Regions from separate parts of the Homo sapiens genome. Here region 2 is linked to region 1. The links are chromatin contacts, found by Hi-C in ENCODE. All regions are on one chromosome and are shown on one strand. The core of a region is the stretch at or near the end of the contact, and the rest is flanking DNA. Distances in the headings are between cores, read along the strand shown.

The links. A loop is a pair of places that touch in the nucleus more often than their neighbours do. Pooled maps may share reads with other maps.
Region 2: a pooled map shows a loop between it and region 1 (4-fold over the local background). The contact joins two enhancer-like sites. A Hi-C loop is called at or near these places in 2 of 168 maps with a recorded cell type or tissue (endothelial cell of hepatic sinusoid and posterior vena cava) and 4 of 50 pooled maps.

Annotation. Positions count from the first base shown.
Region 1 is chr12:88,237,623-88,245,456 of GRCh38, forward strand. No RefSeq gene overlaps it. Among named protein-coding and RNA genes, the nearest start is that of TMTC3, 99 kb to the left of the region's middle. RefSeq lists an enhancer at 6,107-6,685. Within about 2 kb of position 4,994, at least 4 of the 41 ENCODE cell types and tissues checked have a DNase peak (open chromatin) inside an H3K27ac peak, as active enhancers do.
Region 2 is chr12:88,320,963-88,328,796 of GRCh38, forward strand. No RefSeq gene overlaps it. Among named protein-coding and RNA genes, the nearest start is that of TMTC3, 180 kb to the left of the region's middle. Within about 2 kb of position 4,214, at least 5 of the 41 ENCODE cell types and tissues checked have a DNase peak (open chromatin) inside an H3K27ac peak, as active enhancers do.

The sequences.
Region 1 (7,834 bases), core at 3,744-6,243:
ACCCCTTTATCTTTCCCTTCTCCTTATTGAACTCCTGTGATTCAAAAACTTGCTCTTTTGATGTTGTCTCAAAAATCCTATAATCTTTATTTCTTTTTATGCTTTTTTTTCTTCTGGCTGTCTATTTTCAAATAATCTATCTCCAAGTTCACTGATTCTTTCTTCTCCTTGATTAATTTTGCCATTGATGCTATTTTTTGCCTTTTTAATTTTGTTCATTGTATTTTTTTATCTCCAGGATTCCTGCTTGTTTTCTAAATTATTATTTTAATCTCTCTATTAAATTTCTTATTCTGGTCACATATTATTTTTCTAGTTTTATTATATTGTTTTTCTGTGTTTTCCTGACATTTACTGAGCTGCTGCTGCTGCTGCTGTTGCTGCTGCTTTTTCTCCTTGTTCTTCTCCTTCTTCTTCTTCTTCCTCTTCCTCTTCTTCTTCTCCTTCCTCTTCTTTTTCTTTTTGAGACAGGATCTCACTCTGTCACCCAGGCTAAAGTGTAGTGATGTGATTATGACTCATTGCAACCTCAAACTCCTGTGCTCAAGCAGTCTTCCTGCCTCTGCTTGCTGAGTAGCTGGGACTACAGTTTCACACCACCATGTCCAGCTAATTTTTGTATTTATTGTAGAGACAAGATTTAGCTATGGTGTCCAAGCTGGTCTCAAACTTTTGGGCTTAAGCAATCTGCTCACTTCAGCCTCCCAAAGTATTGAGCTTCTTTAAGATAGCTATTTTGAATTGCTTGTCAGCCATTTCATATATCTTCATTTCTTTAGGGTCAATCACTGGCAACTTAATCTGTCTGGCAATGTTATGTGTCCCTGATTGTTCTTGATCCTTGTATATAGATGTCTGTGCTTTCAAAGAAGTAAGTAGTTATTCTAGTCTTCACAGACTGACTTTGTCTGGGAAAGCCCTTCAGCAGGCACAGTATTGGGATAGGTAGGCCAGAGGCCAGGGCATTTGCAGCTAGTGTACTGCTATTAGAAACCTGGGGCTTGCTATTGCAGGCATGGTGCTGGAGAATGCAAGAAGTTCAGGGCAGGTGCAGCCTGTGTGGCACTGGGGCATACCAGAAGCCTGGAGCCTCTGGGGGATGCCTGCCATTGAGACCTGCCTGAAGGTGACCTGGTGGGAAGTGGGCTGAAGATCGACTCTTCCACTCAATCCTGAATCCTGGAGATTTGTAGTTCTGCCTGACACCAGGTTGGGTCAGTAGAGGCTCAGTCTATGGATACTGGCTTGGAATATGGATCTATGGGGGTCTGTCTAGTGCTGGATTTTACTATGGTTAACCCAGTGTTGGAGTCTAAGGCAAAGTCCTGTGCTCACTTTCCTCTCTTTCTCCCAGACAGATGGTATCTCTCTTTGCACTGTGTTGCCTGGGCTTGGGGAAGGGGCTATGAGGATAATGTATAACTGGCTTTCCTACCCTTTTAAAGGGGTCTTTTCTTATTATAGTGACACAATCAGGTACTATAGTCTCTCATTTGGCTTCCTTATCTCGAGGGAAATCATTTTCATGCATGGATATTTATTATTTGTTCAATAGATGTTGATGTTTCTGTGGTGGTACAGTCACTGGAAATTCCTTTTTTTAAAACTATATTTAAAGTTCTAGGGTACATGCGCACAACGTGCAGGTTTGTTACATATGTATACATGTGCCATGTTGGTGTGCTGCACCCATTAACTCGTCATTTACATTAGGTATATCTCCTAATGCTATCCCTCCTCCCTCCCCCCACCCCACGACAGGTCCCGGTGTGTGATCTTCCCCTTCCTGTGTCCAAGTGTTCTCATTGTTCAATTCCCACCTATGAGTAAGAACATGCGGTGTTTGGTTTTTTGTCCTTGTGATAGTTTGCTGAGAATGATGGTTTCCAGCTTCATCCATGTCCCTACAAAGGACATGAATTCATCCTTTTTTATGGCTGCATAGTATTCCATGGAGTATATGTACCATATTTTCTTAATCCAGTCTATCATTGATGGACATTTGGGTTGGTTTGAAGTCTTTGCTATTGTGAATAGTGCTGCAATAAACATCTGTGTGCATATGTCTTTATAGCAGCATGACTTATAATCCTTTGGGTATATACCCAGTAATGGGATGGCTGGGTCAAATGGTATTTCTAGTTCTGGATCCTTGAGGAATTGCCACACTGTCTTCCATAATGGTTGAACTAGTTTACAGTCCCACCAACAGTGTAAAAATGTTCCTATTTCTCCACATCCTCTCCAGCACCTGTTGTTTCCTGACTTTTTAATTATTGCTATTCTAACTGGTGTGAAATGGTATCTCATTGCGGTTTTGATTTGCATTTTTCTGATGGCTAGTGATGATGAGCATTTTTTCATGTGCCTTTTGGCTGCATAAATGTCTTCTTTGGATAAGTGTCTGTTCATATCCTTTGCCCACTCGTTGGTGATGTTGTTTGTTTTTTTCTTGTAAGTTTGTTTGAGTTCTTTGTAGATTCTGGATATTAGCCCTTGGTCAGATGAGTAGATTTCAAAAATTTTGCCGCATTCTGTAGGTTGCCTGTTCACTCCAATGTTAGTTTCTTTTGCTGTGCAGAAGCTCTTTAGTTTAATTAGATCCCATTGGTCAATTTTGGCTTTTGTTGCCATTGCTTTTGGTGTTTTAGACATGAAGTCCTTGCCCATGCCTATGTCCTGAATGGTATTGCCTAGGTTTTCTTCTAGGGCTTTTATGGTTTTAGGTCTAACGTTTAAGTCTTTAATCCATCTTGAATTAATTTTTGTATAAGGTGTAAAGAAGGGATCCAGTTTCAGCTTTCTACATATGGCTAGCCAGTTTTCCCAGCACCATTTATTAAATAGGGAATCCTTTCCCTATTGCTTGTTTTTGTCAGGTTTGTCAAAGATCAGTTGGTTGTAGATGTGTGGTATTATTTCTGAGGGCTCTGTTCTGTTCCATTGGTCTATATCTCTGTTTTGGTACCAGTACCATGCTGTTTTGGTTACTGTAGCCTAGTAGTATAGTTGGAAGTCAAGTAGCGTGATGCCTCCAGCTTTGTTCTTTTGGCTTAGGATTGTCTTGGCAATGTGGGCTCCTTTTTGGTTCCATATGAACTTTCAAATAGTTTTTTCCAATTCTGTGAAGAAAGTCATTCGTAGCTTGAAGGGGCTGGCATTGAATCTACAAATTACCTTGTGAAGTATGGCCATTTTCACAATATTGATTCTTCCTACCCATGAGCATGGAATGTTCTTCCATTTGTTTGTGTCCTCTTTTATTTCGTTGAGCAGTGGTTTGTAGTTCTCCTCGAAGAGGTCTTTCACATCCCTTGTAAGTTGGATTCCTAGGTATTTTATTCTCTTTGAAGCAATTGTGAATGGGAGTTCACTCATGATTTGGCTCTCTGTTTGTCTGTTATTGGTGTATAAGAATGCTTATGATTTTTGCACATTGATTTTGTATCCTGAGACTTTGCTGAAGTTGCTTATCAGCTTAAGGAGATTTTGGGCTGAGACGATGAGGTTTTCTAAATATACAATCACGTCATCTGCAAACAGGGACAATTTGGCTTTGTCTTTTCCTAATTGAATACCCTTTATTTCTTTCTCCTGCCTGATTGCCCTGGCCAGAACTTCCAACACTATGTTGAATAGGAGTGGTGAGAGGGCATCCCTGTCTTGTGCCAGTTTTCAAAGGGAATGCTTCCAGTTTTTGCCCATTCAGTATGATATTGGCTGTGGATTTGTCATAAATAGCTCTTATTATTTTGAGAGACATCCCATCAGTACCTAAATTATTGAGAGTTTTTAGCATGAAGGGCTGTTGAATTTTGTCACCACTGATCCCACAGAAATACAAACTACTATCAGAGAATACTATAAACACCTCTACACAAATAGACTAGAAAATCTAGAGGAAAGGGATAAATTCCTGGACACATACACCCTCCCAAGACTAAACCAGGAAGAAGTTGAATCCCTGAATAGACCAACAACAGGCTTTGAAATTGAGACAATAATTAAGAGCCTTCCAACCAAAAAAAGTCCAGGACCAGATGGATTCACAGCCGAATTCTACCAGAGGTACAAGGAGGAGCTGGTACCATTCCTTCTGAAACTATTCCAATCAATAGAAAAAGAGAGAATCCTCCCTAACTCATTTTATGAGGTCAGCATCATCCTGATCCCAAAGCCTGGCAGAGACACAATAAAAAAAGAGAATTTATACCAATATCCCTGATGAACATCGATGCAAAAATCCTCAATAAAATACTGGCAAACCGAATCCAGCAGCACATCAAAAAGCTTATCCACCACGATCAAGTGGGCTTCATCCCTGGGATGCAAGGCTGATTCCACATATGCAAATCAATAAATGTAATCCAGCATATAAACAGAACCAAAGACAAAGAACACATGATTATCTCAATAGATGCAGAAAAGGTCTTTGACAAAATTCTTAGCCTTTCATGGAAATTCTTACTCTGCTGTTTTACTCCACCCTTCCATTATGTTGATGCAAAAGTAATTGCGGTTTTTGCCATTGAAAGTGATGGTAAAAACTGCAACTACTTTTGCACCAACCTAATAATTCTGTTGTTATTTTAGTTTACATTTTCTGACTGGCTAGCTTCAATTTACTTCTACAAAGAGCCATTTGGTGGGTTAGTTCTTTCTCATGATTAGCTCATGTGTTTCTGGAGGTGTGGGGACCAGAGCATATGACTCAGATCTAAGTCATTCTGCACATGGCACTGCTCCATTCACTGTGATTCACTTAACAACTGGAAATCTGACTAAATAAAAGTCAGTGAAATGACCCAAGATTTTACTAACACTTCATTGACTCAAAATGAGAGAAAATATACGTTTAAAATTGTGGCAACCATCTTTCCACTGTAAAGAGAGATTCTATATGTGAATAGATCCAGGACAGATTAGGCATATGATAGAAGTAGGAAATTGGGTTGCAGTGATATTGTTTGAGGGCCTGGTTAAACTGTATGTGAAAAGACAATAACATAAGTTAAAGTAGAAGCAACTCGAATCACAACTGAGTGGTTGGCCAACTTTTGAACAAGGACTAGACTTCATAGCTAGTCTGGCCAAGCTCAGGAGGTCACATGAAGAGCAATGTGGGCCTCAATTCCAGTCTTGGAAGTTGGCAGATTTTATTAAGTGTAAGCAAAACAACTGCTTAAACTGTTCTCTGTTTAAGCAATGGTTTAAGCAGCATGTCCTGTGGTCACACTGAATAAGACCACAAGATGTGAAACTTTGTTTTGAATTCAGCATTTAGAACATCAAATAAGGTCAAACAATGAGAAAGTTTTAAACCAGATCCATTTTATTTAAAAATAAAGAGATTAGAGAATATTGTTTTGGTGTAAGCTTCCACTTTGTTTTCTTTACTTTTCTTTTCTTTTCTTCTGTCTTTCTTTCTCTCTCTCTTTCTTTCTCTTTCTCCTTCCTTCTTTCCTACATTTCCTTCCTTTTCTTTTCTTTCTTTCCTTTTTCTCTTTCTTTCTTTCTCTATCTCCTTCCTTCCTCTTTCTTTTCTTTCTCTCTCTCCTTCCTTCCTTTCCTTCCTTTCTCTTCCTTTCTCTTTCTTTCTTTCCCTTCCTTCCTTTCTCTCTTTCTTTTCCTTCCCTTCCTTCTTTCTTTCTTTTCTTTCTTTCTCTTTCTCTTTCTTTCTCTCTCCTTCCTTTCCTTTCTTTCTCTCTTTCTCTTTCTTTCCTTCCTTCCTTCTCCCTCTTTCTTCCTCTCTCTTCTCCTGCCTTCCTTCCTTCCTTCCCTCTCTCTCTCTGTCTCTCCCTTTCTTTCTTTTCTTTTCTTTCTTTCTTTTCTTTTCTTTCTTTCTTTCTTTCCTTCTTTCTTTTTTTTTTCTTTCTTTCTTTTTTTTTTTTTTTGAGATGGAATCTCTGTCACCCAGGCTGGAGTGCAGTGGTGTGATCTCTGCTCACTGCAACCTCCGCCTCCCAGGTTCAAGAGATTCTCCTGCTTCAGCCTCCCCAGTAGCTGGGACTATAGGCACGCACTACCACGCCTGGCTAATTTTTATATTTTTAGTAGAGATGGCGTTTCACCATTTTGGGCAGGCTGGTAACTCCTGACCTCATGTGATCCGCCCACCTCGGCCTCCCTAAGTGCTGGGATTACAGGTGTGAGCCACTGCAACCAGCCTCATTTCTACCTGTAATTTGAAGTCTGAGATAGCTGTAACTACAGTAGCAGGGTAGAAAAGCCAAAAATTCTCTGCCCTAAGCTAGTATTTGATTCAAGCAATATTAGAAGTGGGAAACTTAGCAAGAGATATGACTGGTAGTTAGAAAAATCATATCCTAGCTTCTCAAGCCCCTCCCATATTCTTCCAATTAAGTAGTCATTGCCTGACAATGGGATGAATTACTCCCATTGAGAAAATACACTCCAGAGGCATAGATACAAAGAAGAAGGAAATTCAGCTCGGGGCTAAAGAAATTGGCAGTGCAGTGTCGATGTACTAGTTTCCCAGGACTGCTGCAACCAAGTACCACAAATTTGGATGGCTTTGAAAAACATACATTTATCATCTCACAGTTCTGGAATCTAGAAGTCTGAAATAACATGCCAGCAGACTTTCTTCCTCTGGAAGCACCCGAGAAAGAATCTGTTCCATGCCTCTCTCCTTGCTTCTGGAAGTTGTCGGCAATCCTTTGAGTTACTTGACATGTAGACACATCACTTTAATCATTCACATGGCTGTCTCCCTCTGTGTGTCTGTTTCTGCTCCTGTTATAAAGACACAGTCATATTAGATTAAGAGCTCACACTATTCCCATGTGATATCACCTTAACTAATCATTTGCAACTACCCTATTTGCAAATTAGGCCACATTCTTGAGGTACTGAGAGTTAGGATTTCAATCTGTCTTTTAGGGGGCCACGACTAAAAGTACTATAGTAGCCATGGCCAATTTCTTGAAGACAGAAAATCCAGCCATGTTGTCCAGATTTAAATACTCTGATTCTTCATGATAGTTCCCTTTGTTTACTACCCCATGAATAGAGAAAATGCAAATAGGTTAAAAATATACCAAGAGTTCAAGTAAGTTTTACTGTTAGACAAATCTCAAGCCTTACAAAAAAGAGGCTAAATTTTCTCAAGCTTTAAAATAATCCTCAGGCTCTAGAACCTGAGGTTAAATGAAGTACACTGATAAATAATTACGGGATGCCCTTCGGATATGGTCATAGACAAGAATTGTGTAAACTCAACAGATTGAATTGTCAAAGCAGGTGCACATAAATTATAGATCTTACCTGGTATCAAATTTTATTAATTATTTAAAGGCTACTCACAAACAGCAGGTATAAGCAAAGTCCATAGATTTCAGATTTGCCTACAATAAGAAAAATAGACCAGAAATATCCTACTTTGTAGATAGGAAATCCCTGTGTACAAGGAGATCTGGTGGAAGTCATTCTTTTCCCCTGTTATCTCCACTAGGGAAGAAGTGGTCCACTAAACTGCCATTAACCATTTCCTTCTCAACAATAGAAGTCCTTAGAGAGCAGAACTATATTTCACTCCTAGGTCAAGGAGCCCTTTCTTTCCCTGTCATGCAAGACATTATATGAATTATGTATCAGCAACCACTTTAATGTTGTTTACCTTCCCAAAACAGCAGCTTAAAAGTGTGTATTGAATGTTTTGGGATTTATTAAACACAGTATATAGCATTAGTTCTCTAGGTGAAGAGGAGTTAGAGATGGATCTGACTGAGAGGACTGTACCTCGAATAGCCCTTTTGAACCCAGAACTCTGTGTGGTCAATGAATGAGATTTTTATTTCTCATTATTTCTTTG
Region 2 (7,834 bases), core at 2,964-5,463, 83 kb after region 1:
CTAATATTATTATGAATTTTCAGTAGGAGAGGTGTTCCGGTTGGTTTTGTTTTTGAAATTGCTGGAGCCCCAGTATATTCATAGAATTAAGCAGCCAAAATGATTTCTCAAAGTTAAAGAGTGGAAAGATTTTAACTCAGCAAACTCACTGTAATGGTTAATACTGAGTGTCAACTTGACTGGATTGAGGGATGCCAAGTATTGATCCTGGGTGTGTCTGTGATGGTATTGCCAAAGGAGATTAACATTCGAGTCAGTGGGCTGGGAAAGGCAGACCTGCCCTTAATCTGGGTGGCCACAATCTAATCAGCTGCCAGCACAGCCAGAATAAAAGCAGGTGGAAGAACAAGAAAAGACTAGGTTGACTTAGCCTCCCAGCCTACATCTTTTTCCTGTGCTGGATGCTTTCTGCCTTCAAACATCGGACTCCAAGTTCTTCAGCTTTGGAACTCTGGCTGGCTACCTGGCTCTTCAGCTTGCAGATGGCCTATTGTGGGACTTTGTGATCATGTGAGTTAATACTCCTTAATAAACTCACATATATAAATATATATATTCTATTAGTTCTGTCTCTCTAGAGAAACCTGACTAATACACTCACATAAGAGACAAGCTTTATAAGGCTCACTTATGTGGTGTGTACTTAAATGGCCCTTTGTGATCATCCCTTCTTGAAGGAGATATACCTAATGTAAATGACGAGTTAATGGGTGCAGCACACCAACATGGCACATGTATACATACGTAACAAACCCGCACATTGTGCACATGTACCCCAGAACTTAAAGTATAATAAAAAAATTTTTTTAAAGTCAATATTGGCTTGTATATATCATGAAATTTCTAAGCTATGATGTTATGACTCTTTGCTCTTGTTAACAGAGAAGTAAGAGTCCTGATCTGTGTATTTAGTTTCATATATGAGTATATTTAACACTACATCAGAGATCACCTGTTCTCTTTAGCATATTTTAGATTTAAAAATGTTTTAGTCTCTGAGTATTACTAAATAGTTTTGTCTTAAATTATATAAAGTGATTGAGCCAGACTAATAAACTCTTTCATTCTTCTGAATGGGCAGAAACATTAGGCCTTATAAAAAATAAGCCTTTGTTTTTTTAGATATTAATAAATACATTGTGAGATAAACATCCATGAGGAGGATGGAGAGTACAGTTGTAAAAGGCTTTGAGCCCTGTATTAGTCTGTTCTCACATTGCTATAAATAAATACCTGGGACTGGGTAATTTATAAAGAAAAGAGGTTTAATTGGCTCATGGTTCGACAGGCTGTACAGGAAGCATGGTGAGGAGGCCTCAGGAAACTTACAATCATGGTCAAAAGCAAAGGGGAAGCACGCATGTCTTACATGGACAGAGCAGGAGGAAGAGAGAGCATGGGGAAGTGCTACACACTTTTAAACAATCAGATTGCGTGAGAACTCGCTCACTATCACAAGAACAGCAAGGGGGAAATCTGCTCCCATGATCCAATCACCTCCCAGCAGGTCCTCCTCCAACATTGGAGATTACAATCCGACATGAGATTGGGGGAGGACACAGATGCAAACCATATCAAGCCCCATCAGAAATTGAGATAGTTGTGGAAACAACACTGCTAATTCAGCTGCTACACTTACCCCTATACAATCCCTTATAATTCATTCCATGGAATAAACAACTTAAAATGAAGAATCTAAAACAATTAAGTTGTAGCAGTTGAATGGTGTCTCCCAGATATATATATATATATATGGCCTAAACTCCAATTCCTGTGAATGTGAACTTATTTAGTCACAGGGTTTTGTATCATGGGATTACATCAAGCTAAAACATGGTCATATTAGGTTAGTATGGGCCTTAATTTAATCTGACTGTTGTTCCAATAAGAAGAAAAGAGACACAGTGACAGACATGGGGGAGAAGGCCATGTGAAGACAGAGGCAGAGATTGTAATAATGCAACTGCAAGCCAAGGAATGCTAAGGATTACCAGTAATCACCAGAGGCTTGGAAGAGGCAAGAAAAGACTCTCACCTAGAGCCTTCAGAGAGAGCATGGTCTTGCCAATACCTGAATTATGGACTCTCAATTTCCAGAACTGGGGGTGGGAATAAATTTCTGTTGTAAGCCATTTGGTGTGTGCTAATTTGTTATGGCAGCCCTAGGAAACTAAGGCACAAGTCAAGGTCTAAAAGTGTAATTGACACAATCTGCATTTTCAATCATAGCCATCTCTTGAAGGATGTCTAAAACTTGAGAAGATCATTCATGAATTCAAAATTGGGAGAAGGTAGCATGGAAAATTGGTGCCACTATTTCTGTCTTGGATCACTTCAACCATAAAAAGACTTTTTTTCCCCTCTCTTTAAGGGTTTTGGTATTAGGAGTGCTTACTTTTGTCAACCTCTTTGGTCAGTAGGATGGAAAATATATACTAAACTTTTAATAAAAATAATATAAAATTAACAATGTCAAACAATAAAGATGTTTATGCATCAAAATCATCCTTTCCTCCTTTCACCTTTAAGATATTCTCCAGAGATAAGCACTATAAACCATATCTTTTATATCATTCTAGAAATGTTTTATGTATATACAAGCATTTTCATAGACATGTATGTTTAAACATAACTGTGATTGTAGTTTACATGGGAATTTAGGCTTTGTTTTCTCTGTTTAATATATTTTGGTTGTCTTTTTATATTGACTCTTACAGAATCTACCTTATTCTTTTAAAAATTGCTAATATTTTATTGCAAGGTTCCTGCAATTAATATGCCAAATCTCTATTATAGGCATTTAGATGGATTTCAACTTATCAATTATACTGCAATACATGTGCTTATATGTAATCTTTAAGAATTTGTATATACAGCCATGTAGTGTGAGAAATTTAAAAAAAATAAAAACAAAGAATTTGTATGTATATATTTGAGGAAAAATTTTATGAAAACAGAAATGTCAGGGCATGTACACTTAAAAATTTGAAAGCTATTATCGAATAACTCTGAAGGGGAAATATTAATACATTTCCATGTCCCCTAATTCCTACAGCTAATTCAGTATACACAGAACTATTAAACAGCAAAATCACAACATTGATTTGGATAACTTTTACTCTCAAAGATATATTCAATTTTTAATTAAATTAAATAACCATGGAGCAAAGTGTTTTAGGGATGAAGAAGAGAGAGTCTGTTTTAAAGATCTTGGCCTTAATGGTTTCTTTTCATCAACAGTCAGAAAGACCTGTGGACAACATTCTAAGGAAACATTAAGAAGTTGTTTTATTACAGGTATTTTCTAGGAAGCTACTCAAAAGAAAGTGAACCTTGTATTTGCAGGAATCTGTGTTGTAGCCAATAGAAAGGCATGGCTAAATCAAGAGAACCACCACTGGTGACATTAGTTCTTACACTTTTAATTTTTTGGACCCTTATGTTTAACTTAGAGACATAGAAACAGCTGTAATTTGTATATCACCTCTAGTAATAGTCCAGAATGCATTGTCACAGAGGCAACTAATGTGAGAAGTAAAAGAGGAATAATGAATGGCTAATAAGTTTCACCAATTATCTTTATCAGGAGGGATTGACAGTTAACATCAGAATCACATTATTACGTGATTCTAAGTTACCAGTATTTTGAAATTTATTTATGCCTAAGTTTTAGCTGTCTATTAGATGACATATCTTATTTATACGTAATTGCATGACCACCCTACATATAATAGACCATGAACACATATCAGTGTCTCTCTTATTTTTCTAAAATTAATTATGTTAATTATGGGTTGTACTTTTAAGTCAGAAAACTTTCTGCATCTTTTTTAAGCCTATAGAGAAAGGTCCCCTTTTTCCTATTGTGTAGGGGAAATACTCAAATAAGAAGATCCAGTGAGTACTGACTATCAGCATCCAAGCTGCTGCAAGAAGCTTGATTTTCTTATTTAAAAAATGCCTGAACAAGATGAATAGTAGCAAGACCTGTCCTGTTTTGTCCATCTCCTAACATTGTAAAAGAACAAGCATGTTTCTGCAAAATCTGTTTGCCTGTAATGTGTGTGTGTGTGTGTGTGTGTGTGTGTGTGTGTGTGATGATAATAATGAGATTGTGGATGGAGAGAGTGATATAAGTTCCCTTGCTTTGCATCTTACTACCCAAAGTTTCTTTGCTTTTCCAATCCTGAGCACTTGTGGTGGGAAGACATGACTCTGACTGACTCAGCCAGCTGGGTTGAGTCTGTGTCTATTGATACTTGTCCTATGTTTATTTCCCTGTAGCTGAACCATATCCTTGTTCTCTCCTGTCTCATTTTCAGGCAGAATTCCTGGAATGACTCAGCTCTGCAGCTCACTTAATTCCCATAAGTTATCTCTATTTGGCCCATAACTAGCCTGTATTTTCTTGAGTTTCTTTGGTGACTGTTTCTCATTGTTGCTTCCTATCCACCATTAGGGCTACAGTTTTAATCCATGTTTTGCCCATGTACTCCTGTTAATTCTACTCCAGCTTCCCTGAAAAATAGGACTTGAGCCCAATTCCTTGCAGGCTTCACGGCCAGCAGAGCACAGTGGTGTATCACCCTGCTGGAAGCTATAGTTGATGACTTTATGGCTTGTGTAATAAGGAGGTAGAATCCTTAGCATTTCTAGAGGGTAGGCATAGGCCCATAAACTTACATTCCTTCAAATTCCTTCCACTTAGAAACCTCTGTCTTCTCAAAATGATTAATAATAGATTCCAGCTATCAAAACAACTATTTTCAAACAGTAGATTATTACACAACAAGCAGGAAGTTGTGACTCAAATGTTTTAATTTTATAAACAGTTTATGATGTATTATGAGAGAGCAGAGATATTTTCAAAAGTATTTTATTGTAACTATTTGCTTTACCGAACTTTCGGCAAAAGGCAGAATAACAAAAATCTTAAAATGCTGGCATCAGTGTAACCCATTTGTTGTTTGTGTCTGGTTAAGAATTTGTTTAAAGACAGCATACAAAATATAAACGTGTCAGTTGTTTTCACCCTGATACTAAACGTTTATCATGGTGTGCTGGAGCCAGGGACTCAGCAGCCACTGAGATTTGAGCTAGGCTGCAAATTTAGCTGGACACTGACCAACAGTATAACATTGAACAGCTCACTTGACTTCTCTGAGGCTCATTTTATCTCATCTGTAATAATGATAGTTAGATATCCTCTCTTTTAAAGACTTAAATAGGGAATGATACATGAAGGCACTTAGCACAATGCTGATCAGACGAATTGTCTAAAATGCATTCATTACTTTTCCAACCTTTTTTCAAAAATAAAAAAACTATTAATTCAACTGGAAAACTATACAAAAGTGAGCCTATCAGATGCTGTGAAATTTCTGATGTATTTTTCTTCTTTGTTATTTCTGCAATATGATTCTTGACAGTAACATGTGATAAGAACACCAGAATGACATCAAAGAAATTTAGGAACTTCAAGACCACCAAGTATCAAAGATGCTTTTAAATAACATAATTTGAATAAATTGAATGCATTTGAATAAGGTGTCTAACCAGAGATTGAACTAATCCTTAATACATTTAACAAGAAATTAAAAAAAGAATCAATCAAAAAATGATCTCATCTGGAATTTTTAGTTACATGGCATTTGTCTGATAGTCTCCAATGTCTTTTCCCTTACTTTCCACTAAAACATTTACGAAGGTAATGGGAGAAAATGTTACAAAGCAATATTAAACACTAAGGTCCATAGACTACCTAGAGTCAGATTTGGGGAGGAATCTTTGTCAAATATATGAAAGTTGAAGTGATTAGAAAAAAAAATTTACTTCAGTAAATACAACGGGGGTACAGGCATTGGCTAACTACCCCCATTCCAAAAGGGATAAATTGGCCAAAACCAAGGGGCTACAGGCCCTGTGCAAGTTTGAAACCCAGCAAGGCAGTCATTAAATCTTAAAGTCCCAAAATAATCTCCTTTGACTCCATGTGTCACATCCAGGCAACACTGATGCGAGGGGTGGGCTCTACCCATTATCCAGTTCCAAAGCTGCTTCCACATTTTCAGGTATCTTTACAGCAATGCCCCACTTTCTGGTACCAGTTTTCTGTATTAGTCCATTCTCTCATTGCTATAAAGAACAACCAGAGACTGGGTAGTTTATAAAGAAAAGGGGTTTAATTGACTCAATTCCACAGACTGTACAGGAAGCATGTCTGGGGAGGCCTCAGGAAACTTAGAATCATGGAGGAGGGTGAATGGGAAGTAGGCACGACTTACGTGGCTGGAGAAGGAGGAAGAGAGAGAAGAAATTGCTACACACTTTTAAACAACCAGATCTTGTGAGAACTCACTCACTATAACAAGAATAGTAAGGGAAAATCCACCCTCATGATCCAATCCCCTCCTACCAGGCCTCTCCTCCAACACTGGGGACTACAACTTAACATGGGATATGGGCAGGGGCACAAATCCAAATCATATCAAGGATAAGTAGCAGTCCCAATGGTACATAGCTGAACAAGGAATATTCTCGCAAAAAACTGAGAATTTATCCAAGAGCTTTTTATATTAACTTTCTCTCCAGCTGTAGATTTGAGAAATAGATTTAATCATTATCCAAGAATGTATGAATTGAACCAGAGGCAATCCACATAACCTGTCTGTTGACAAATACAAATCTGAAAAGATTTGGTTTGAAAAAACAGTATCCAAAACCATGGGGAAAGAGTATTTCAAACACAACCTAACATACAGTCTATCATATGGGTTAGAAAATGAGTGTACATCCTTAATAGAATGCAAGAAGTCTTGGCCTTTTTGAAATAGTAGCAGAAAATTATAAAGGGAAAACATGACGCATTAAAAGGACATTACCAAGAGGTTAAAAAGAGATAAAAAGAGAGAAGACTAAGTAAGGATTTCTAAAAAATAAGAAAAATAGCATAGATAAAATCCACTGCAGAGTTAAAGAAGCAGTAAAAGATATTGTAGAAAATTAAATCAGTGTATAAACTTCCAAAGCTCTCACAGAACATATATAGAGAGAACAAAGATAAGAAAATTGTGATAGTGAAGATAAAAGACATGGTGTACAAAGAATATAGAGTCAGTATACAGAGAGTACATTTAGCTGCAAAAAAATCTCAAAAATAAAAACCAGTTGTACCAGTCTGTTTTTGCACTGCTATAATGAACTACCTGAGACTGGTTAATTTATAAAGGAAAAAAGTTTAATTGATTCACAGTTCCACATGGCTGGCGAGGCCTCAGGAAAGTTACAATCATAGATGAAGGGGAAGCAAGTCACAACTTACATTGCAGCAGGAGAGAGAGAGCAAAACGGGGAAGCACTACACTTTTAAACCACCAGATCTCATGAGAATTCCATCACAAGACAACACTAGGAGGATGGTGCTAAACTGTTATAAACCAGCCCCATGATCCAATCCCCTCCCGCCAGGTCCCTCCCTTGACAAATGGGGATTACATTTTGAGATGAGTTTGGATGGGGACACAGAGCCAAACCATATCACCAGTAAAATCAGAATAAGCAATTAAAAGAAGCATAAATAAAAAACAATTTTCTGTGCTGAAAAAGGATCTGGGTATCTGTTCAAAGAGCTCACTACATTCTAGAAAAAAATCCATTAAAATATATACATTTAGATATATTATTTTTTGAGGTGCAGTCATAAGTTAAAAGTCCTCTTTTTATCCAGCATAGAAACAATGACTAAAAGAACAAGCAACCAAAATCTTACCCTCAGAACAGGAATTAGAGTATACTCAGACTGCTTGTACAGCCCTAAGTACCAGAATAACAAGAA